Linked DNA regions of Mus musculus: all the other regions are linked to region 4. Evidence: chromatin loops called from intact Hi-C (ENCODE). Cell type or tissue: heart. All regions are shown on one strand. Region 1 overlaps Gm39816 (a long non-coding RNA gene). Region 2 overlaps Gm39816 (a long non-coding RNA gene). Region 3 has its middle 76 kb from the start of Gm51859. Region 4 has its middle 100 kb from the start of Gm22284. Region 5 has its middle 6.6 kb from the start of Ebf1. Region 6 overlaps Ebf1 (early B cell factor 1).

The links. Hi-C counts contacts between places; a loop is a spot of excess contacts. Peaks named below come from ENCODE experiments on the same cell type or tissue, not always from the same donor. Only the 100,000 strongest peaks of a DNase experiment are listed, where the experiment ranks them.
Region 1: it touches region 4 in a loop (2.7-fold over the local background); 4 of 42 quality-filtered maps call a loop at or near these places.
Region 2: it touches region 4 in a loop (2.2-fold over the local background); 4 of 42 quality-filtered maps call a loop at or near these places.
Region 3: it touches region 4 in a loop (6-fold over the local background); 26 of 42 quality-filtered maps call a loop at or near these places.
Region 5: it touches region 4 in a loop (6-fold over the local background); 35 of 42 quality-filtered maps call a loop at or near these places.
Region 6: a loop joins it to region 4, with 5 times the contacts of the local background. A loop is called at or near these places in 26 of 42 quality-filtered maps.

The regions. Positions count from the first base shown.
Region 1 is chr11:45,734,537-45,738,536 of GRCm38, forward strand. The region is part of intron 2 of Gm39816 (a long non-coding RNA gene); the gene reads right to left. Among named protein-coding and RNA genes, the nearest start is that of Gm39816, 16 kb to the right of the region's middle. In heart, a CTCF peak has its summit at 2,305 (motif pointing left); a DNase peak (open chromatin) is centred at 2,185; H3K27ac peaks cover 397 bases.
Region 2 is chr11:45,676,667-45,680,666 of GRCm38, forward strand. The region is part of intron 3 of Gm39816 (a long non-coding RNA gene); the gene reads right to left. Among named protein-coding and RNA genes, the nearest start is that of Gm35282, 25 kb to the right of the region's middle. In heart, a CTCF peak has its summit at 2,225 (motif pointing left); a DNase peak (open chromatin) is centred at 2,235; H3K27ac peaks cover 496 bases.
Region 3 is chr11:45,010,874-45,014,873 of GRCm38, forward strand. No RefSeq gene overlaps it. Among named protein-coding and RNA genes, the nearest start is that of Gm51859, 76 kb to the right of the region's middle. In heart, no CTCF peak of the experiment used is centred here; no DNase peak of the experiment used is centred here.
Region 4 is chr11:45,537,634-45,541,633 of GRCm38, forward strand. No RefSeq gene overlaps it. Among named protein-coding and RNA genes, the nearest start is that of Gm22284, 100 kb to the right of the region's middle. In heart, a CTCF peak has its summit at 2,026; a DNase peak (open chromatin) is centred at 2,018; H3K27ac peaks cover 542 bases.
Region 5 is chr11:44,609,506-44,613,505 of GRCm38, forward strand. No RefSeq gene overlaps it. Among named protein-coding and RNA genes, the nearest start is that of Ebf1, 6.6 kb to the right of the region's middle. In heart, no CTCF peak of the experiment used is centred here; DNase peaks (open chromatin) are centred at 1,696, 2,226 and 3,846; H3K4me3 peaks cover 2,340 bases; H3K27ac peaks cover 1,128 bases; H3K27me3 peaks cover 1,184 bases.
Region 6 is chr11:45,005,864-45,009,863 of GRCm38, forward strand. Ebf1 (early B cell factor 1) reads left to right here. Exons shown (of 16, transcript NM_007897.3): 16 at 1-2,233. Among named protein-coding and RNA genes, the nearest start is that of Gm51859, 81 kb to the right of the region's middle. In heart, a CTCF peak has its summit at 2,448 (motif pointing left); DNase peaks (open chromatin) are centred at 2,438 and 3,078; H3K4me3 peaks cover 223 bases.

The sequences.
Region 1 (4,000 bases), 200 kb after region 4:
TACCCACACACACAATTGCCAACTGTCAGTCAAGGTTCTACTGACCCTTAGCCAGACTTTCCGTTCTACATCTGACAATGATCATCTATCCACACTCTCCCTACCCCATAAAATGTCCCTGCCAAGTGTGAATCCGGGGAAGGGGCCACCCAGGTCATTTTGCTTATACTCTTAATTCTGATACGACTTTGGTACGTGCTTCCAAAGTTTTCTGCCGTCTTTTGGAATGCCTGGAACCCACAGCACAATCAGAAATAAATTCATTTCTCTTGGTGTCATTGAGATTTTTTTTTTATCTATTGCCTCAGCTAAATAAATCTACCATGCTAGATTCACACTTTAGAAACGTGCTTGAATTTGCTAACTGCTCACTAGGTGCTGAAGCCTACACTAAACACTTCCCATATATTAGCTGACAGACAACACTTCCCCACAGTGAAGATCCCATAACTAGGGCTGGTTACCCAAGCAGGAAGTGGCTCCACTTATGAGAGAGGTCATAGCAGCAATGACAATACCAGCCAGCATTTCCAGGATGCTCACAGTATGCCAAGCACCAGAACGAAACTCTTTAAACATTATTATTTGTAACCTCACAAAGATGCTCTTAAAAAAAAAAAGTTTAACCACTAGCGGTAAATTAATCTCTGGTAGGTTAATACACTCCATTTAGAAAAGACAAGAAAACCAAACGCTTTCCTAAGACAAATTTCTAATAATAAAGCTCAACCCAGTTCTCTTGCTTAGGGACAGAGAGAGAACATGAAGCTACTCTTAAAGGGGACATGATTTCCCAGGGGCACATTAGCACCATTGGATCAGAACTGGTGGGAGGATTTTTTTATACACACTTTCTAAGGAGAAATATTCTTAAAGACTGAGAAATACACGCATGCATACATGCATACACACACACATGCACACAGATGCACACACACACACGCACGCGCACACACGCTGGTTAGAGCCCTCTCAGGGATCCTTCAGGAGACAAAGCTTTGAATGTTCACTTCAAGATGCAATGCCCCTGCTCTTTGAACAAAGAAATCATCTCATATTGCCTCTGAAGACTTGGCTTGGTTTAAACTAACCTCAAATTATAGACATAGGAGGGAGAATTAGATTTTGATTTAAGGAACAGAACAGGCTGAATCGGAATGTTTTTGTAATCTTTCTCAAAGGGGATTAGAAGGTCTGGTGTATGCCTATTGGACCTCAGTGCGGCTGGATAGGTATTTTTGCTGGTTTTGTCTTGTTTTGTTTTGACTTGATTTATAGTCTAGGCTGACCTGGAACTTACTATATATCTCAAGTTGACCACAAACTCCCCCCTGAATATTAGAATTGCAATCTAGAATTACAGGGGTGCACTGCCATTCCTGACTTCCTCTGGTTTTCATGGGGGGCGGGAAAGGGGGGGGAGTTGGTAGGATTGGTTCCGTCTCATGGAACTTCGGAGTCAGGGGACATAGAAGAGGTCTCACATGAGACATCTGTATGACTGCAGATTGTTAAGTAAGTGAGTCGACACTGGAGAATTCTAAGGGCAGGAAATTTAGGACACCTGGAGCCTCTGAGTTCCTTGCTACCAGAAGGAAGAATCAATCCTTTGACACTGCAGTGTTGTCTGAGGTCATACCTCTATTTGCAGAGCGCTCCTCCAAAGGTTGCTGACAGAGTAACTGTGGAGTGATTAAGGACAGTCACTCTAAAGACATGCAGGGTTTCATGTTACCCTTCACTAAAATATAAGCCTTGAAAATGTGGCTTTGAACACACTCAGATATTTTTCTCTTCCCTATGGCAAATGTAATGAGACTATCTAATATAGGACTTGTTGAATGACTGAATTTATGTCTTGTACCTAATATTGGCATCATATCTGTGTTTGCCAACACCATTTAGTAGTTCTATTTAGCCAGAGCATCTTCAGTCATATCACACTATAGGCAGGATAGACAACAATCCTTGGGAGGCCCTGACACTGTCTTCTTGGAAGAATGCTCTCTATAAAAGGAAGGTCAAAACCCTGTGTGTGAGTGCACAGATCTGAGAATGGCCTTCCAGCAGACTCCTGGGTAGGCTTATACCCCAGGATGTAGCAGAGCCCAGGGACACAGAGACACGCTCAGATCTGCAGTCTTGGCACCCAGAGCTCTGAACATCCCTGACCTATGGTCCCTAGAGGACCACCCTGACTTTTGCAGAGATAGAAACAGCCTCTCTCTGGCACAGACTCCCAGATATAGGAGCCTCATTGGGCTAAGTCAGAATACAGCTTCAACAGCGACACCCTCTGGCAGCTAGAAGAAAAAGGCAGAATTCACAAATAACTCTCAGGTCAGAATTCTCAAGAGAAAGGTGTTTTCAGTCCCGATAGGTGAAGACCAGATTGGGTAAATGTTGGGAAACTAAATCTATTGATCTGCCTATTTCACAAATAATTATTCAAGATTTATCATGTGAAAGCCACCATTCAAAATACATAGGAAATCGCAGCAAGCCAGCTATCCAAAAATGTGTGACTATGATTCTATTGTTTGGTTATAGAGGAGCTCATCGAAGCCACTAGACAAAATTAAATTGTAATGTCAAGTTCTCTTTCATGTTCTTATCTCAGCATGCAACTTAACCCTGACCCTGACATGGGGAAACTCACACATGAGGTTGGCTATCCTCTGCCAAAAACTGGTCTCTTTGGTCTAACGAGTGACTGTAATTCTCCCAAGGAGAATACTCACCAGGGTTCAGACTGTACAAATGCAGTAGTCCCTACTGGCATGCAAATGGCCTTGTACACAGGACACACCATGTTACTGTCACTCACCAACATCTCTGTGTAACAGAAACAGTGAAGGAAAAAAATCTAAAGAGAGAAAAATCTAAGGGGTGGCCTTCAGAAAGATTGTGGTGAAATAATGTGGCATAGCATGGGGGAGAAAGCATGACAGTGTGGAGACCAAGAGGCATAGTGGGAGGACCAAGAGGCATAGTAGGAAGTGCAAGCGTCCTGCCAAGACATTAAAGAAAAGTGTAGAGAGACACAAAACCAGTTTTTCTTTTTTCAGAGTCACTGAAAGGAGAGACTAGAAGACTGTATGGTGATCAATAATGATTCAAATGACATCTCCCATTAAGACTACATGATTTAGGGGCTGGAAAGATGGCTCAATGGTTAGGAACACTGGCTGCTCTTCCAGAAGACCCAGAACTCAAACAGCCACTCACAACTGTCTGTAAAACTCCAGTTCCAGGGGATCCAACAGCCTCTTCTGGCTTCCACAATCAATGTAAATACAAGATAAACAGGTTTACATGCAGGCAAGATGCTCAGACCCATAGAAACAAAATTATTTTCTTTTTAGAAAAATGACTATGCACTTTAAAAATCCTTATTTTTACAAACACCTGAACCCATAAAAATGGGGATTCACTTTTTTTTTTCAGTAGGCAAAGTGGTTAACAAAATGGAGACAGTCTTTATTCAGCAGAGGAAGCTAACAGCTCTCAGTGAGGTTCTAATGAGTGAAAACTACAAGAAGCTTGGTAGGGTTCTGTTTCTTTCTGCAACAGTGTCTAACCTCTAACTCACAATCCTCCTGCCTCAGCCTCCCTTCACCATGTGCTAACTCCAAAGCTCTGGTTGTAAAAATACCTCTGAGAGGTACAGGAAAATGATCCAGAGATAATCCCAAGGTTTGGTCTAGCCAGCTGGGGTGTGAAAAACACATACAGTGTGGCCTAGATAACAGAGTTGCAAGATCTGTCTGAAGTAAGGGAGGGCGCAGCTGGCAGAGGACAGAGTGGGATGGGAGGTCTGTTAGCTGCCTCCTATGTGGTGTGTGCTATAAATCACGTCTAGTATCTCGTGAATTCAGTGTGTGTGTGTGTGTGTGTGTGTGTGTGTGTGTGTGTATTTAAGTGTTTTTGCATTCGTGTTCATGGACCTTAGGAAATAGTATAAGCACCAGCCCCACCACGGGAGGCAGGCAGCATCTGG
Region 2 (4,000 bases), 140 kb after region 4:
ATACACACTTAAAAATAAGTATTTAAAAATTAGTAAAACCATGAATAATAAAAAGCCCTATTTATTTTCACTAGGGTGCAAATTTGCTTTGAACTTTAACGGGGAAATTGTGTAGTAAATAAATGCTTTAAGACTAATTTCTTCATGACTTGTTATCAGTCAGTGTTTGATTCATAGACCTATTTCTGATACCTGGAGATCTATTAAAATGTCTTGACCAACAAAGGGGGGTGGGGGGCTACAAGCTGATCAAGGTTGGGAAGCAACCTAAAGAAATAAGTAAGCCAGGCAGTGGTGGCCCACGCCTTTAATCCCAGCACTTGGGAGGCAGAGACAGGCAGATTTCTGAGTTTGAGGCCAGCCTGGTCTACAGAGTGAGTTCTAGGACAGCCAAAGAGCTATACAGAGAAACCCTGTCTCGAAAAACCAAAAAAGAAAAAAGAAAAGAGAAGAGAAGAGAAGAGAAGAGAAGAGAAGAGAAGAGAAGAGAAGAGAAGAGAAGAGAGACGGACAGAACACCTGGGACTTGCCTTTCCACCGTGTATCCAAGCTGCAATTTCAGAGTTACTTTGTAGCAGGTGGGCATCTGGTGAATATTTGCTAATGAATGAATTCTACTACACCCCTACACACTAAGTTTCAGTTTCATACTGACATTATCTATTTTTTTTTCTCCGAAAGCATCTGTTTTCCTAGCTTGGGTTCTATTGTTGTGCTAAGCACCATGACCACAAGCAATCAGCAAAGGGTTTATTTCTGCTTATGGATCCCAGGCCGTAGTCCACTGAAGACAGCCATGGCAAGAACTCAAGAGAGGAATGTAAAGACAGCAACTGAAGCAAAAGCCACGGAAGAACATTGCCTACTTGCTTGCTCTCCACAACTTGCTAGACCTGCTTTCTTATACAGCCCAGGACCATGAGTCCAGGGGTGTCGTCAGCCACAATGAGCTGGGCCCTCTCATGCCAATCAGGAATCAAGAAAATGTTCTATAGAGACTTGCCGTAGTCAATCTAATAAGACCTTTTTGTGTCTAGTTAACAACAACAACAAAAGCCAACCAGGATATCAATGAGGCCCAACAACAACTGTCTCTGAAATCTGCTTTCTGGGCTGGAGAGACGGATCATCATTTAAAGGGCATGACTCGCAAAAGGTCCCAGATCAGCTCTCAGCACCCAGGTCAGGTGACTCACAAGCACCTGCAACTGCAGCACCTAGGGACCTGAGATCACTAGCCTCTTCAGGAATCTGTACTCACATGTAGTGCGCACGAGCACACATACACACACAATTTAATTAAAAATAAAATATTATTTTTAAATCTACCTTCTAGCAACACACACACACACACACACACACACACACACACCAAAACTAGGACAATGAGCCCAAAACCAATGTAAGATTACTTCCAAGAAAACCAACTGTTCCCCGGTTGCACATTGGCTGTGGATGTTGCTGTTTCTCTCCCCTTTACTCTCTATTCAGGAAGCTATTTCAGGTGACACCATTATCATCTATGGAATTCAATAAAGCGACCTGCTCCCCCCTCCTGCCCCACCTTTACTTTCTACAATCCATCTTACAGCGGGAGACCATTATCCACTCAAACAACGTTCAGTTTCATCTGCATTACCACTTCAAGAAAACGCGCAAAGGACTCACACAAATGGGCGTGTAGTAAATTTAGTCTGTTAATAGGTTCATTCTTTATTAGGTATTTATTTCGGGAGGCGAAGTCCTAATTAGATCAAGTGGAAGCACTAAAAAGCTGTGGGAACCCACAGAGATTCTAGAATTCGATGGATTTGGTGTAGGTCTCGGGTTTTCTTTTTATTTTCTTTCTTCAGTTGGCTGGAGAAATGCACGCAGCAATTTCAGGCCCTCAGATGAGAGTTGGAAGTGAAAAAAACAAAAAAACAAAAAAACAACAAAAAAAAATACGTAAGGACCATTTGTGTGAAGAAATAGCATTTGTCTTTCTTCTAAAGTTATCGTGGGCCTGGAATCCAGGGGAAAGTAGCTCCGGAGCCAAGGGTGAGCGCAATTTACTGCGGCAGAGGAATCTAACAAAGGCGGTGGTCTAGATGTTTGGCCTGAAGGCACAATTCAATTTTCAGCTGTTGCAAAGCTATTATGTCAAAGGCTGTTTGCATAAACATAATGTTGTTGCCTGGGTAATATCAGCCAGGCAGGAGTGGAAACATCTGCCCTCTACTGCCCAAAGTAGGAATAGCAGCCTGACTCCCTCACCACCTCAAATTGCTGATATATATTAAGTATATAGACACATAGCCCCGAAATGGCGGACCATCGCCGGAACTTTCTGAAATTTTTCCCCTGCTGGCTTTCAAACCGGAAATGGTTATTTGGTTTTGTTTCAGTGGACTGAGGATGTGAGGAGCTGGATGACGATGTGGGAATCTGTAAGAAAGCCATTTCCTTTCTGAGAGTTTGTAAAAACAATCCCCTCACGCTCTCATCTGCCCACCCACACATACACATATGTGTTTTTTTATCATCACATTGATATTTAATATGTTTCTACTGTAGGAAGGAAAAATAGGCAGTGACTCACAGAGGGGAAAAAAATCAATACATTTCAGTCAGAATAGGCTAGAAATATCACCATTTAAAAAGAAGTTTAATGTTTATGAGAGCCAGAGTGGAACAGGATGTCTTCTCAGTTTCACACAGAAATGTCCGTGTTTCCTCGGGCTTCGCCTCTCTTTGTCCTCTTCTGGGGGTGAGGATTGGGGGGCGGGAACCTTGGCTAAGTGGCGCAGTCAACATTTTACACTCTTAGAGAAGAGTGTGTAATGCTTGGATGTTCGTCCCAAACACAGATGGGGCTTGGTGAGACATGACAAGGCCACTCTGGTCAAGGGTTTTCAGATGGGATGCTGCTGGAGGAGTGGGGCCCCAGACCAAGAGGAAGGGCAAGGGCAAGCAGGAGGAAGAGGTGTTGAGAGAACACTCGTGTGAAGCCAGCACGTCACATCGGTCCAGAAACAGGTGTGGAGGAGAGCACACAGCCAGTGACATTAATCCCAATTGCCAAGAGCCAATCCCCAGGTGGACCCTAACTTCTTTATCCTGAGGTGTGTCTAAAGGCTTTATCCCCAAATGTCCAAAGTTGGCTCACTATTGGACACAAGTTATACCCTGGTATCTAGTAAGGTCATTGCATAAAAACTGAACAGCTGGGGCTAGGGAAGTAGAGTCAGTCAGTAAAGTACTTACCGTGCAAACATGAAGACCTGAGGTCAGATCTCCAGAACCCATATGAAAACCTGGGTACAGCAGCCCATACCTGTAACCCAAGCAGTGCACTCAGTGAGATTCAGGTTCAAGGTAAGAACCTGTCCCAAAAATAAGGTGGAGAACAATTGAAGAAAACATGCACACACATGCACAAATACACACAGAGAGAGAGACAGACACATTACAAATAGAATATTATGTTTACCCTGTAAATAGAAGTAGAATATACATTCTGCCTGGAGTGTGCAGGCAGAATTTACAACATAATGGATTCATGGGTCAGTGAAAGAGATCATTGTCCATCAGATAAGGCAGTCCAGCTAACTCAAAAACAGATTCCTTTCAAATGTTAGGGGCTGGAGAGGTTCACATTAGGCAGAGGTCATATACTTTTTATGTTTTACAAGCAGAGGAAGAGTTAAGCGTCACTCAACAATGTATGACTTGCCAGTGATGGCTTGGATCCTTAGCAGATAACACGTTTACGTTCCGTGACAAAGCAAGTTTGGGTTCAAATCTTAGAAGTTCTAGTGGCCACCTGTGTGACACTGTGACTTCATCTTGCTGTGCTTGGACGTCTACCCTGTGGGGTCACTTGAGAGGATTAGGCAAGAAAACCCAGTATATCTGAGGCACTTTAAACAGTGCCTGGAGTTGAGTGAATGACCTATAAGTGCTGAATGAAATCCACATTGAGTACCCACAATACAAAGAAGAGGCTCAGGTGGCTCCA
Region 3 (4,000 bases), 530 kb before region 4:
TCACACGATCAATTGTTCATTCCTCAATATATTACATTCTAATCAGCCCCCAAGTTCACCCTATTGCAGGGGGAAACCTAAGCTTATTTGAACTCATTTTGCTTCTGATCTTGACCTGCCAGAGACCTTCTGCTCCATCTCAGGCAGACCTCTCTCCATGTCTCTCTGTCATCTATGGTCTCCCATCTCTGCTCTACTTATATTTTCTTGTTGTTTATGTCACAGCACACATTTATTATCCTCATAAACAGTGGGGAGACTTCCATATTGCATACACGGACCTTAGAGATGTCCTGTAGAGGGGGCAGAGGGAAACTGAGGAACACCTGGAGGTTATTGTAGTGGTCCTCTCAAGACATGAACAGCTTGGATTAGGGAGATAAAAGGGGGAAGTAGATAGGACTAAGAGATGTAAAAGAGCCATCATGGTTCAATGGTCGATGTAATATGGGAGTTAATGGATAACAAAAAAGTCAAAAGAGTAGTCACCAGTATGCATGTTGGGAGCTGGGAATGGAACCTGGGACCTCACACATGCTAGGCATGGACTTTGCTACTGAGCTGCAATGCCCAATTGAATGCTCACACCTTTGACAGAGATAGAGAGAACTTCCCTTTAAGAAGACGTTGGTCTCTCTGGCCTATTTTTCTTACTGTGGAGCCAATGATCCAATCCTTCCTATATCTTCAAATTCAGTTTCCAGAACTAGAAAGATATTGTTTTCATTTTTTTCTTTCTTAAACAAGAGCATCAAGTAGTTTTATCTGGAGAGTTACGGTATGTTGGAACTAATTTTGATCTATTTAGCATATACCCTCCCTCCCCCACCAAAGGTAGAAATTTCACATTCTGTAGCAAGAACAAAAGTTTTGAGTCCTGGAATTAACCCTCAGCCTGCTCACTATGAGCTTTCTGGAGGAAACTTCTAGTGCTGGGAATGATACTCTAAAGAAAATTTCATGCTCTACAAAGATGCAGGTGAACTGTCAATAAAATGGAAGGTGCCCTACTACACATGATTCATTCAATAACATGGATTGCTCCATGAAAGTCAGAAGGGATAAATGGAAATCAAGCTATTTCCGGGCCCTTATAGAAAGGTTTTACTTATGAGATACATTTTTATGGGAGCCTCTTTTGTGTTAAGTTCATAGACATGGCTAACGTTTTGACATGACATTGTCTTGTACGCAGTTCACACTCTGAATTTTACACACCCACACCCACACATCAGTACAAAAATAATCTCATATTTTAAGGAAGTTTTTGATTTTGTGAAGGGTAGCAATTTTGCTATTCTGGGGGCGGGCATGTGGCCCTCCATGAACCATAGATTAGACACCTCTTCAAGCTGAGAGCTAGGGATATGATGATATCATGTTGACTCACACATCTCTCTCACAGCTGCCTAGGGGAGACACAGCAATGACTCAAAGAGTCACAGCACACACTGTAACAAATGCCACTGGATCCCAACATGTCTGAGTGAATCTGTGGCACCAAGTCTACACAGACTCCACTAGCAAGCTCAATAGCCAAACTTAATGAAGCAGCAATCAAATGTCTTGCTTATATCCTCCAATGGCTATTAAAAAGAACCCAATTCTGCTTCAATACCGATTAGTGCTAATAATTAATACTGATAATTAATTCTTTGTTATTGGTCCCCTTGCTCCCCATCTTTGTTTCTTTATTCCACGTGGCGAAAGCCCTCTTTCTGTTCTTCAGGTGTTTTTATTGCTAACTTCTTCCTTCTTCACTCTTATTCACTGCTTGGTTCTTCATGACATCCCTTCTGGCAGCAAAGCTCCTTCCCCTTTAGCAGAGAAGGGAAAGGGGGAGACATTGTGCTAATCAAACATGATCTCCTGTGGCAGGACAACAGAGGGAAACAGACTCTTAATATTCAACTTTTAATAACATTTGACTTATTCTTTCTGTCTGTATTTACTTATCTATTAGCTTTATTATTTTCTTTAATTTTTTTCCTAGATCTTGATGGCTATTCTTCTTCTCTCTGGTCCAGTGATCTTGTTATTAAAGCATTCTTCTAATAGTAATTTAGCATAAATGTCTTATAGTTATTAAGCAAATTCAACTACATTGAACATCAAATACCCAAGGCTGGTAAAAATTACTTTCCAAATTATCCTTTATATACTAGCAAAATATTGTGGGTGGATGGAGGGACCAGAGAAATAGTTTTTTTGTTTTGTTTGTTTGTTTTCCTGTTTGCTTTCTAAAGGGTGAGAGAAAGAAGGTATGGAAATGGTGTGGAAATGGATGATCGGGGTAATAAGGAGGAGGATTTGGAAGAGACAAGGAAGCAGGAACCATGGCAAGAATATATTGAAATATATATATATATATATATATATATATATATATATATATATATATATATATATATGTATGGCTGCAGAGTCTATATAAACACACACTCACACACACACACACACACACACACACACACACACACACACATAGACATACATGGAGAATACCATAGGGTATTGAATAACCAATTAGAGTGTTCTTCCCTGGGGAAGATTGTTTTTCCAACTCTTACCATTCTTTAGTTGCTTGTCACTCTTTGTATAGGAGTGGGACTTCTCCCGTGTATGTTAGCATGTTGTCCTAGTTCAGCACATGTTTAGACAGTCATGTAGGTAAGACATTATGGGTATAGCTTCTGACATTCTTAGGAGACACAATCTCACACACAGCAAACTCTATGATCCTCTGGCTCTTAACATTTTTCTGTCTTCTCCAAAATGGTCCCTGAACCTTAGGTGCAGGAGTGGTATTATAGATGTATCCTTTGGGACTGGACTCTGTAGTGTGCAGTTTGATTGGTTGTAGATTTCTGGAATGGTCTCCATCTGTTGAGAAGAGAACTTTCTTTGATGTGGAGTACCAATTGCAGTTGTGGATTTAATGACAAATATTTAGGATATAGTTAGGGATTATGCTGGTTTAATAAAGTAGGCGTTGTAGGTTCTCCACTAAGATCCGTGGCTTTACCAGCCTAGGGTAAATTGATTAGTATTCCAGTACCAGGCATATCCTTCATGTTGAGTGGGTACTGAGTCCAATTAGAGAGTTGTTGGTTACCACCAAGGCATGTGCACCACTGTTGCACACGCTGAGTTAACACGCCATTCTAGCTGTGGTGGTTTACGGGCATCATAGCTGGGTAGAACTGTTGTTTGCATCATTTTGGAAGCTTGCATGGCACTTTCTGGTACCATGAAAGCTCGTCCCCAGAGAGGGAGCTTTCAAGCTCAAGGGCCTCTGGTTCTGTACCTGAATTGCATTGCATCTTCAAAAATAGGGACTTATGTTCTACCTCTGAAAGGGCAATCAAGGACAACAGTAACAACCTATAATGTTTTGAGGGTCTCTTGACCAACAACTCAAAAGAAGGCTTTTTTTTTTTTAAACCTGCTATTGGGATTTTTGTTAGTTTGTCTTTGGCTCTTGGAGAAAGCATTAGCATCCCAGAGATCAAAAATTATTTAAACTATATATTCTCATTTATGCATAAAATGGTGTATTACACGTATTTTTAGACAGTCAATGATTCTTAACTTTTTTCCAGCCACCCTTACTGGAAGTGCCCCCTTCTCCTTCTGTACTTATCTTTTCCTGCATCTCTAATTAAAGTTCCCTGTTTTTCCAATTGTCCTCTTCAGGTCACTATACTCTTTTATTCTCCTTTTCTGTTGTACCTCCTGGGGGTGGCAATGGTTCCTCTTCAGTTTCTTAGTTTTTCGCACCATGATCTCTTTCTCTATATGTTTGTTGTTGTGTGTAGAGAGGCTATTCATGTGTGTATGTTGATTCTGTGCTCTCTCACACTGTTGGCTTTGTTTAGCATTTCTAGAAGTGTCCTTAGTAGAATTTTGGGGATCACTAATGTATAATATGTCATCTATAAGTAGGGAGAGTTTGATGACTTCTTTTCCTATTTGCAACCCTTTAACTTTCTTTTGCCTT
Region 4 (4,000 bases):
TGCACTAAGTATCTTCAACACCAGTTGTTTTTTTGTTTGTTTTTTTGTTTTTTGTTTTTTTTTAAGAGCGGTCTGGGAATTGAACGTTGTAGCCTTGCGCTTAGGTACCAAGCATTTGACTGACTGAGCTGTCTCTCAACCCCACAAAATGCAAAGTTTATAGATCACTTACCAAAGGCTCAAAGCAGCAAACAGACATGTGCTAGTTTACATGGTAGCGTGATAAAAAAAAATAATAATAAAATAAAATAAAAAACAAAGAAACCTCAGAACCGAACTGTGGCCACCAGACTCCAAGGACCTGTCCTTTCACCTCCACCCTAGGATGCCTTTGACCATGTCTCTCCTCTTACTCTACCCGACATCTGTCTCGAAGCAGCTTCAAACGGACCGCATCCTGATGCAATTCTTAGCCTGCAAGAGGAACGGATGCGTCTGGACTCAAAGCACCATGAACTGAACAGGGATAGCCCTCTGTCAGACAGCAGGCCCAGCAGGTAGCTAGCCTCCATCCCCGGCTGGCCGCCAACAAGAAGGCAGCTCTGGGCAAGCCCACAAAGCAGGCCAGTGTGATCTGCTCTGTGTGGCCCTGATGACTCCACCATTTGCTTAAAAGCCATGCTGTGTTTCCTAGACAATGGCTATACTCCAAGACACACATTCCGGTTTTTAAGGCTCTAATGTAAACATTCTATAAACAGCTCTTTCCCTATGCCTTTGCCCTCCCCATGAAGGCTTTTAACATATTGTTTCTGCTCACTTTTTTTTTCTCCCTTTCTAAATTCAGCTCTGCTCTCTTGCTCCCTTGCTTCTCCTTCCCTTTCTGCTTCAATGTCTCCTTGCCCATCTCCTGACTAACTTCTTCTGCAACATCCTCACTGCTGTGGCTGTGCTCCTTTGAGGAACCTTGTCTTGTCGGGGGGGGGGGGGGGGGTTCTGCAGTTCCCAGCCGTTTCTCGCTCTCTGTTTTCTTGTTTGCCCAGCAGAGCTGTCCTCCTCTGCTGGGTCTGTGTCTCCGCTTTCATGTTTACTGGAAAAGCTTCACTCCACTTCTCACCTCTTCCTGCCCCCCACCGCCTTCCCATCCAGCACCAGTGTGCCCTCATCTCTCCACTGCCCTTTCTTTCTGGATGCCTGGTCCTCCTTGTGTGATCCTTCCTTTCCCACACCCTTCACCCCCATTCTTGGTCCTCTCCTCCCTTATCCCTCTCTCTCCTCTTGCTGCCATTATGTCCCCTCCTGGTTTACACACTCCCTCTTTATCATTGTTTCCACTCCTTCTGGCTACTGATACCATAAAGGGGGTTGCAAACTCTATCCCTGGCTGCATGTGCACACCAGGAGCCTGCCTGGCAGCCTAGCATCAAAATTGCACAGAAAACTGGATCTTGGTGCCTATGTGTAGTAGCTTGGCCTTGGATAGATCTCAGTTAGAGGGCTTCAGTGTAAAGCTGGAGCCCCAGGCATCCAACTCAGGAGGCAAGATGCAGAGAGAACTGTTTCTATTTTCCAGGGCCTTTGGTCAAGTTAAGGCCACAGACCAGTTGAGGTTTCAAGGAGACCTAAATGTCATCACCTCTACCCCTTTCCTCTTCTCTGTCTCTGTCTCTCTCTTTCTCTCTCTGTCTGTCTCTCTGTATGTCTCTCTCTCTGTCTCTCCATCTCTCTGCCTCTCTCTCTCCTCCTCTCTCTGCCCCCCACTCTGTGTGTGTGTGTGTGTGTGTGTGTGTGTGTGTGTGTGTGTGTGTGTGTATGTGTGTGTGTGTGTCTTATGTATGTACTTCTCATTTTGTCTCACTTTTGTCCAGGATACAAAGGCCTTGTAACTTATCAGATTTAGCATACAACATTACCACACTACAAAATAAAATAGAAAAGATAGAAAAGAGAGTAAGAGGCACCCCGGCAGAAGGAGTTGGTGCTGCAGGGCAAAGGCTGGCCTTGCCCAGTTGTTCTGCCTTCCCCAGGCTCCAAGTCAAGCAGGACTGACTATGCCTTTCCTTAGAGTACAGCGCCATCTAGCAGATGAAATGCCAAACCTGTAGCTGAAGGCCTGGAAGCAAGTCTCCACAGATTCAGGCCAGTCAAACCGCAACTGGTCTGAAATAGCAATGTAGCCCTCTGGCCTTGTTTGATATTTCGGTCCATTTTCAACTCTCTGTTTTTCCTGAGCCTCACTCCTGAATTCCTCCAGTATGGTCTTCATTCCTAGAAAAGGCAGCAAAGTTCCAGGTGAGCTGGCAGACTTTGCCTGAAGCTAGGAAGCCCTGGGTGGCATTTTCCAAAGCAAAATAAAACGGAATTTCCTGAAGACGAGGTAATCTTCGTTCCTCATTTCTTTTTCTGTTGTTTCTTCTTTCATCCTTCTGTGAAGACCTGACTTTCAATCACCTCCACAAAGTTACTGTTTCTACATACCATTTATACTCTGTCATTTACTTTTAACTACAAACCCCAGTAGGTTGTCAGTAGCTGTCTATAATCTTTGCCAAAACGTGTGCTGAGGCATCTATAGTCAAATCCATACAGGTTCAGGTAGAGAGCTGTGAAGAGCCACCAATGTCTACGAGGAATATGGGTATGTAGGGTGGCAATGAGACTGTCCCATGTCTGTCCTCAAAGAATTGGGGCATAAGTAATGTAAATATCTCAACATTGCAGAAAAAATGTCCCAGGGCCACACATCTGAAAGCAAGCCATGTCATCTCTCAGTCCTCTCTAGCCTTTCATTTCAGGGGAGGCAAACTAAGGTCAGAGGAGGTCATGCCTAACCTAAGATCACTCACGTTCTTGTGGCATCAAGACGAGACTCCAGCTTGGTACCCTATCATTTCTGGTCCCTCTAACACCTTCCTAATTACACCCAACAGAGAAAGAAGCTCTCCTATTGACCATGCAGGATACCTCTGACCTCCATTATCACAGTGCAAGTGAGAGTCAGCCATTAAAAAAAAAAAAAAGAGTCCAGCTCAAAGCTGAAGGTTCTACCAACTCCATGGCTGCTCACGGTGCATTAGAAGAGCCTGAGGCTACATCTAAGCCTGTCCAGGGGAAACATTACCATCAATTCATGGTGTTCACCATCACTATAGACACAGAATGAGAGTCAATAAAACAACATTCTATGCTTGCTTAGTCTCTTCCAGCCCTGATACTTTGCAGTGTGTGCCTTGAGCAGAAGTCATGAGTTTCTTTCTTGAACTTGAACCAGAAATTTGGGGTTAGGGATACATAGCAGTAATCCTATGACCCACAGATAGTTTTGTACAACCATAGGCTCCCCGTCTCAGTTATAGATGGGCCCGTAGTTCAAGTCCACTGTGGTTCCCAGTGGCATGTACGTCTATTGCTGCTCCCAATTCCAGAGATATCCTATAAAATTCCAAGTCCTAGCTGATCCCTGGTAATATCCACTCCCTTGGCATAAGCAGCAGGCAAGGAGTATTCATAGGAAAGTTGCTCTTGACAACTGCAGATAAGGGAATATACCAAAACAGCCTGGGATGGGTTAACTACGAGTGAAGAAGACACTCTTCAATGTTCTCCATCATGTCAACCCTAGTGTATGGCTGATCCACAGGGCAGCTCTGAATAGACACATTTAACAAACCTGGACATTTCTTCAACAGAGGCAATGAGCCTTCGCCAGGCTCTCCCAACTCAGCTTGCAAATTCCCAGAGTTCTCCTGTTCTTGCCGCTCTTACTGCACAGACCTGCCATGGGAGAACATCTGAGAGTATAAAATTATGAACCAGAGAATCAAACTCTAATAAAATGGGATAAGGGAAAGAGAGCACTAGCTAAGAACTCGCAGATCCACTTTTTAGCTCTCTAGCCTCAGATAAGTTACTTCTGTCCTCCCAGATTTGGTGTTCTTGTGATAAAAGAAAGGACTATAGTAGCATCTACCTCATAGAACTTTTATAAGGTTAAATGAGATTAGAATCATGAAGCTGTTGTTAATATTGTTAATCCATGTCAATTTCTGGCGTATAATGA
Region 5 (4,000 bases), 930 kb before region 4:
CTAGTAGATTCATTTTGTTTGGTGTGTTAGTTGGTGACTATCAGTAATTACGATTTTCGAGCTGTGAGCCCAGTGCTCACAAATGCTGCATTTGTGCTGGTTGCAGCGTGGAGCAGTACATCGGGTATGTAGCATCCACGTCTCTCCTTTGTCCCTTACAGTAAACTGACTTTTAAGAATAAGGAGGTTGGGGAGCTGGAGCAATGGCTCACTGGTTAAAAGCACTTGCTGCTCTTGCAAAGGACCTAGGTTTGGTTCTCAGCACCCACATGACAGCTGTCTGTAACTTCAGTTTCAGGGTATCTGCCTTCTGTGTCAGGAGGCATGGTTATGGTGTATATACATACATGCAGGTAAGATGTGAATACACATAAAATAGAAATAAATTTAAAATATTTTTAATTTAAAAAAAAGATGAAGGAAGGATGACTGGCTTGGCTAGGGTCCCTTGGGTAGAGAGTGGTGTAATATGCTTTGTTAGCAATCCTTGCGTGCGATATGCTGTAATATGCTGTGTGCGATATACTGTAATTTGCTGTGTGTTATATGTTGTAATATGCTGTGTGTCATGTGTTGTAATATGTTGTGTGTGATACGCTGCAATGTGCTGTGTGTTATATGTGCTATAATGTGCTGTGTGCGATACACTGTAATATGCTCTGTGATAGGCTGTAATGTGCTGTGTGTTATATGCTGTAATACGCTGTGTGCAATACACTGTAATATTCTATGTGTGATAGACTGTAATATGCTGTGTGCAATACACTGTAATGAGCTATGTGTGATAGACTGTAATATGCTGTGTGAGCAAACAAGGTGCTTGATAATAGCAGTCCTCTTCCTGTCTCCGTTCTCCAGAGCAATGGGTTTACATGAATGCTGACTCTGAGCCTTGTCTGGCCACATGGCCTGAGGCCATAGAGCTGATGAAGTTGGCAAGACATAGAGCTGCTAAAGGTGTGTTCTGGCATCAGATAGACTAACCTGGGCTCATGACCTTGGCTGGGCACTTTAGCCCCTCTAACAATGGCTTCTTCATGTAAATAATAATAATAATAATAATAATAATAATAATAATAATAATAATAATAAATAGTCAAGGCTTGGTATGTAGGATGATTAAGTAAGACTGCCTTATGCTTAGCATAAAACATTGGATCAGAGACTCCCTCACACACGCTCAGCAATAAGTTCTAGATTGGGTTGATGTTGAAGAACAATTTTCGACATTATTGAGGAGTTGCTTGATCAGGGAGGGAAGCGAGACTGTATTTCTGACAGTGTGAACTGAGCCTTAGGGGAAGCTGAGGAAAGGTACCCATGGGCTGTCTTGGAGAGAGAGGTTCATTTAGGCAACCTTGGAGATTGAACCCTGACGGGTGGGTAGTCCAGAAGTGTTCAAGGTGTGCCTGGGAAAATGAAGAACTTATTAACCGAATAAAGAAATGTTGAGTGTGAACCAGCATTGGGAATTTATAGGCTGGGGACCTGCAAAGTCTCCTTCTCGAGCGGCAGTACCGCAAGGGAGCTAGGGGATCGCGAGGTGGCGCTGTGACTCCACCTTGGAAGACAATTCTGGCCAGCAAGTAGCCTGCACTATGGAATCCGCTCAGGACTTCTTTCTTGGTCGCGCTGGTCGGCTTGGTTGGGTCTTTGTAGCAGCCAAGCAAATCAACAGCGATAAGGGGAATGAACACACAAGCAAATCTCCCGGAAGCGGTCTCTTTTTGGACGCCGCATCAATAATCAGAAACTGTCCGCGAGGAACCATTAAGAGCGCGGAACTGTCCAGCAGGGACCGTTGCGCTCTCAGTTCGGGTAATTTGTGGGTGGAAATTACACCTGGTCTGCAGGGAGCTGAGCTGGGCGCCCACCCCCGGCCTGTGGCCATGCCCTGCGCTCCTCCAGCAGGCTCCCTCCCACCCGTAAGGCCAAGGGACCTGCAGTCTCACCGCTGCCCTTGACACCTCGATTTCCACGCAGCCTGCTGCTTTCGCCTAGCTGGACTTTGATTCTTAGGATGTCTTTGCGGCAGTTAACACACACAAGTGCGGGCTCAGACTCGCGTGTACGATCTTGCTCGGTACCCAAGTTCTGTGCTTGCACACTGTACTCACATAAACTATGTCTTCACGTGACTCTCATGCACACTCGAGATAGAGGTGCACCTGTGCACCCCTTGGGCCCGCACTGAAGCACGCGCGCTCACACGGAGCCAAGAATGCACTGTTCAGACCCTCAAATAATGTAGCTGAGGCTCGCTGATTGAAAACCCGTGTCTGCATTCACACCACAGGCACTTTAAACAAAGCTACCAATAAGGACCAGGAAGCGCACAGCGCCACCGCGCAAATACCCAGAAAGCTGCCCCCAAAAAAGGAGCACACAGTTTTTCTCACTTGGGTATCCTGAACCCACCTCTCGAATGCGCTTTTCCTTTCTTAACTTTCCTTTAGGGAAACAGGCCCTTTTCTCTCTTAAATCTTTATAGCCCCCCCCCCCAACTCCCTGCTTTTTTTTTTCTTTCTTCCATCTCAGTTTGTTTTAAAACTTAAGCAGTGTTAACTTATAAACTGCTGGAGAGCTCCCTTCTAAAACCCTTGGATACCCCACCCCACCTCCTATGTGGAGAAAGCCAGCTTTAGTCTCCTAGGCAGATAAGCAAAATTCTCAAAGTGGGGTACCAGCTGAACTCCACCCCTGGGCGGCACCAGCCTAGAGTTCTTTTTCTGGAACACCACCAGCTATTTTCTCTCAACTCAGAATTACGTCGGGTTTTAGCTATCCGTGCTCAGACCAAGACTGAACCATGTCCCCCCAACCCACAATTAAAACACATGCTCAGCTGTTCTGATTTCTGGCCTGTAGTGGACATCGTGGACATCGGACATCATAGCAAAGTCCTGTACTTAAGGTCGTTTCATTAGGCAAGCTTAGACCTTAGCTGGGACTGGGAGAGGACGTGACACAGCTAGGGCTGGAGCTGGCACGTCCCTGGGGAGTCCTGTCTGGGAAGGAGAGGGGAAAGGCACCCACTTACATTACAGCGCAAACTTGTTTTCAAATAATCATATTCGTTAAGATTTTCCTGAAACTACACTCTCCTGACTTCTGTGTGGTTTGTCCTCACCGTGACAAGCGCCCTCTCTCTCTTTCACTCTGCTCCCCTTATCTCCCTCCCCCGCTATGTGTAACCAGGACTCAGTGCACCCAAGAATTCTAGTGGTGTTGAATAGCCCTTAGCTGCCTCTGCCGGGTGGAGGTTTGACTCCAAGGTTAAGAGCACTGGTCCCTGAGACAATGTCTTGGTAACTTTATTAGCGGTGTGGCAGGAACAAGATTTCATTCGCTTCCGCTTCTCTTAAAAACCCTCCGTTTCCTCACCTGTACAATGGGAGTGGACTGTAGTCGCGATTGAGTAATTTCATGTCCGGTAAACCTAGCAACAAATGGGATCTATTTATTGTCTGGGACGATCCCGGGGGAAACCCGAGAGAGGCCTCAGCTCGTTCTGAGAGGGGACAGTTTTGTGGAACCGCACCGCGCCTGGTCCTACCCACGTTGACTGCAGTCTCTGCGACAGAGCCTTAGAGATTGTTTAATCGTTCTCTACCTCCTGCGAGTGGCTGTCACCCTCTTCTTCAGTTTTCTAGTTGGTTCCAAGAAAAGGAGGGTTATCCCAGGGACAGAGACTGGATGAGCAAAGGAGGGACTTTTCCGGAGCGCCGCGAGGTCGCAAGCCCGGATCAGAGTCCGGATTTCCGGTGGCGTTCTGGCCTGCGGCTCCCACGCTCCCCACAGAGGTGGGTGAATGCCACCCGGGGACAGACCAGGGTTTAGTGGGCGCGTGGGTCCCAGTGTTCGGCAGTCCCAACACGCATCCGTGGTATCTTCCCATCGCCCTCGCCCTTGCCTGGCTGCACCCCGCTTTCCCAGGACTCCAGGTCGCTACAGACTCTACCGGGTTCCCTTGATAGTGGCCTGGCTTCGGCCTGTCCCA
Region 6 (4,000 bases), 530 kb before region 4:
CACACGGGTCTATACCCGCAAGACTCCGCAAGGTCCCAAATCACACAGGGGTCTGTATCCGCAAGACTCCGCAAGGTTGGAAAGTTCTATATTCAGTCAACAGGTAAAGTGCTTTGGAGTTCAGTGTGAAAGGAAACTGGGAGAGAGGAAGGGAAGGTTGAGGCTTCAAACTCAGCTTTCTATGGGAAATTTTGCTTTCAACTGGGAAGTGTTCTTAAAGAATCCATAGCAAAGATTCAGCCAGCAAGGCTCTGAGGGGGCGTGTTCCTGCTGACCTCTGCCCTTCTGTTTCTGTATGTAGTTATAAATACTGTAGATTTCTTTTGTGATTTTTTTTTTGCCAAAGTTGTTTTATTTATACATTTTAATGTCTTAAGATTTTCGATCTCACACACGCAAAGAATTATACTGCATATTTTGCAAAGAAATAAAAAGCGCACTACCTTTAGCTTGCACATACTTGCAAAGTTAATTCAAAGGCTTTCTGTTTGTTTGTTTTAATGGGGATTTTGTAAAATATCCATATAAATAATGTATTTATCTTTGGAATTTGTACATTGCTTTTCTCTCCTTCCTCCCATCCCCCACCCCTAGTTTATTTTGTGTGTGTGTTTGCTTTGTGAACAGTGCGCAAGTATAGTTTGGTCACTTATAGTTGTATTAGCTGTTTCAATGTGATTTTTAAACAATTCATTTATAGGTATTTTTAGTATTGTTTTAAACCATGCTTCATTTTTTTATTTCCACCCAAAAGCCATTGTCTATTTTTGTATTATTTGTAAGTTAAGAAGTTTTTTCCAATATATGGCAAAAAAATAGTAGCATATTATTCTTGTAGTATTTAGTTCTGTAGATTTAAAAATAATGTACCCTTTGCTTTGGAAGCATACAAAAACGCTGTTTTACTCTAGTAATATGCATGGAATCTCTCCCTTTGGAGTGACGCATTTTGTGCATTAAATTTGGGGGAGAAACTTCATAGAGATCAATGAACATACTTTCTTTCTTAAGTCTGCTTGTATATTCTCTGTCTTTCACATAAATATAAACCAGCAGATTGGATGCCTTAACAATGCAAATCATATCCATTTCACCTGTACATTGTACTGTGCACCCCCCCCAACTGTCAGCCATCACTAACATTCTAAGAAAAAAAAAAAAGAAAAAGAAGAAAAAAAAAGAGAGAAATCGAAAAGCACAAAAGAACTGTTTTGTTACTTTAAGACAATGTTACTTTTTCTAGTAGAGCAAGAGAACATTAACAAAGCTGCGACTGTGCATGCCCGGATGGATTTCAACGGTTTTCACTAGACTGTCAGAGTGCGGATTTTTATGGGTTGGGGAGGGGAGGGGAGGGAAGTTGGGGGGGTTGGTAGGGGAGGGGAGGGAGGAAAGCTGATTTTTCATGGTGAGAAATAATAATAATGACAACTGATGATAATAATAATAATAATAAAAATAAAAAGAAACTGGAAAAAAATATAAGCAAGGTTTAGCATTGCTTCTCCGTACTCAGAAAGGTTGTCTGAATTCGTGTGGTAAGCGCTGGCCTCAAGATGTCTAACGTCTAAAGCCATATTTTGTCTGGTGAGCCAGACAACTGTCTGCAAAGGAACGAGCAGCAAGCCGGTGAGGTGTCCGGCTCAGACCCTGACAAAAGACGCCACCAATCTGTTAGCCACGTGCTGTGACGTGATGAGAACTTTACTGGAAAGCCCAAAGAGCCTTTAAAAAGAAAATGTGTATCAATTGTGTTTTGTTACTTCTGTTTGATTAGCCGATGGAGAAGTAGTTTGGTTTTAGGAACCACTTTCTTCTACACAAAATCTTGTTTTTAAGTCCCTTTAAGATATAGCCCCCTAAATACAGAATATGGCTTTTAAAAAGAAGATGGAGTAGAGAATTCAATTCAGATTTCCGTTTTGGGGGAAGAGCCCTGCCTCTGGATGACTGGATATGTCCACGCCATGCCCGGCCTCACAATGTAGGATGCAGCTCCATGAACTCATTCTGCAAATCTTTCACCTTCTTTTCAAACGTTTTCAATAGACACACACTGTACAATCCAATTGTTAGAGCACTCAACTACTGTAGAGATTGTTATATTTCATTCTTTTTTATTTCTTTCTTTCTTTTCTTTTCTTCTCCTTTTTTTTTTTCAAAAATTCAAACTGTAAAAAACTTTTCAACGTTCACGATATTTAATTAAAGTTACTTCCTGTCTGTGATAGCAGCTCCTAGTGGCGTGTTCATTTCTCTATGGCAGAAGAGAAGAGCAACACTCAATGGACTGCAAAAGGCCCGGGTTTGCTATTATTCGGGCCAGTGTTAACACCCAGAGAGAATTAGCCTAGGCCTGGGGCACCCACTTCCTTTCTTTGTAGGTCCCACCGGGATCTGCTAATTTGGAATGCAAATTGAACACGCACAGCGTACTGCTGCCCTCTGCTGGCATGAGCCAGGTGTGCACGTGCTGGCCCACATTGGTGGCAAGAGCCCCCAGTCCTATTGTCAGTGAACAGTGAGATTCCCCCCATGATAGGGGCTGAATTGGGAATCCAGGAACTGGTCATTCTAGAACACCATCCTCTGCCCTGGAAGGCTGAGCTAAACTCTTCCTATGCAACTGCTAATTAATCCCAGTGTGCCTCCTGGTCAATTAATTATGTGCCCTGGCTTGCTGATGAGACGTGTGACTAGAGAACATATATATATATATATATATATATATATATATATATATATATATATATATATATGTATATATATATATGTATATATATATATATATAAACTTTGTGTGGATAATAGTTTTTTTTTTCTTTTTCCTGGTTGACAAAACCACATCTGTCTGGAATTGAAAGTTACAGGCACTCAGTCGTTGTGCAAACTTCATAGGTCCACAGAAGATATACACACATCTGGGACCGGGTCATTTAAGGATACATCTTTCCATTGTACGTTCCATGTCTTCACTAATTTTGCAATGACTGGACACGATGAGGTTAATGGCGCTTACAAAATGCCTCGACCAACAGAAACTCCATGGCCAGACCTAAGAGGGTGTCCCATAACCACCAGCACATTCATTTGTGGGAGGCACTGCTATGGCACTACCCTGAAATACAGCCCAAGGTAAGGTCATGAAAGGCCACCCCATGTAAGCCAGAACATACAGAAGCTGCTGTCCTGTCTCCATGGAGACTCCTACCTGATCAGCTTGGCCATCCCCTATTTTTTCAATTCTGTATCAGTTGCAGAGGAGAAACACTGAGCAAAAGGTTCAGGATGACTTCAGGATGCATGTGGTGCCAGACAAGACAACCCGCTTCCACGTCATCCATGTCTATGATGCTTAAACTGCAAGAGGCAGACATATGCCAGAGCTCCACAGAATAAAAACAGATAACCACACTCTGAATTGGCTTAGAACTCCGTAAGGCCTACCTCTTGACAGCATTCATTCATTCATTCATTCATTCACTCATTCATTCATTTGTTCCCTTAAACCTCAAGCATTTGGCATGCCTATGACCCTTGATGAGGAGTAGTGGACCCATTCGTAAGAACACTGGCATTGTTCCCACTCTTGGCGCTTACAATAGAAAAATTGACATAAACCCACAACACACATAACATCTAACGAGGGTATTGAGGTCCGAGTCAAGAATGCTTTGAAGGTATAACATCGTGAGGTCTGACATAATCTAAGGACTTTCTGGAAAAGTCTTCTAGAGAAAGTAGTAGTTGAGCTGAGGCAGAAAGAGTGAGCAGCCGAGGCAGAATGGCTGACAGTGTGATGACTGAACTTGAAGTAAGATGAAGGGCACCCAAGAGCAGAGAGACTGTGTGAGTGGAGTGCACAGATGCCCACAGTGACTTTGTGGGGCACAACGACTCCAATTCACAGCATATTCTGGGCACCTAGCATGGGTTTGGTGTGTTAGATGCTAAGGAGCCAATCAGCTGAGGTGCCTTCACGCAGAGCCTCTGACAAACT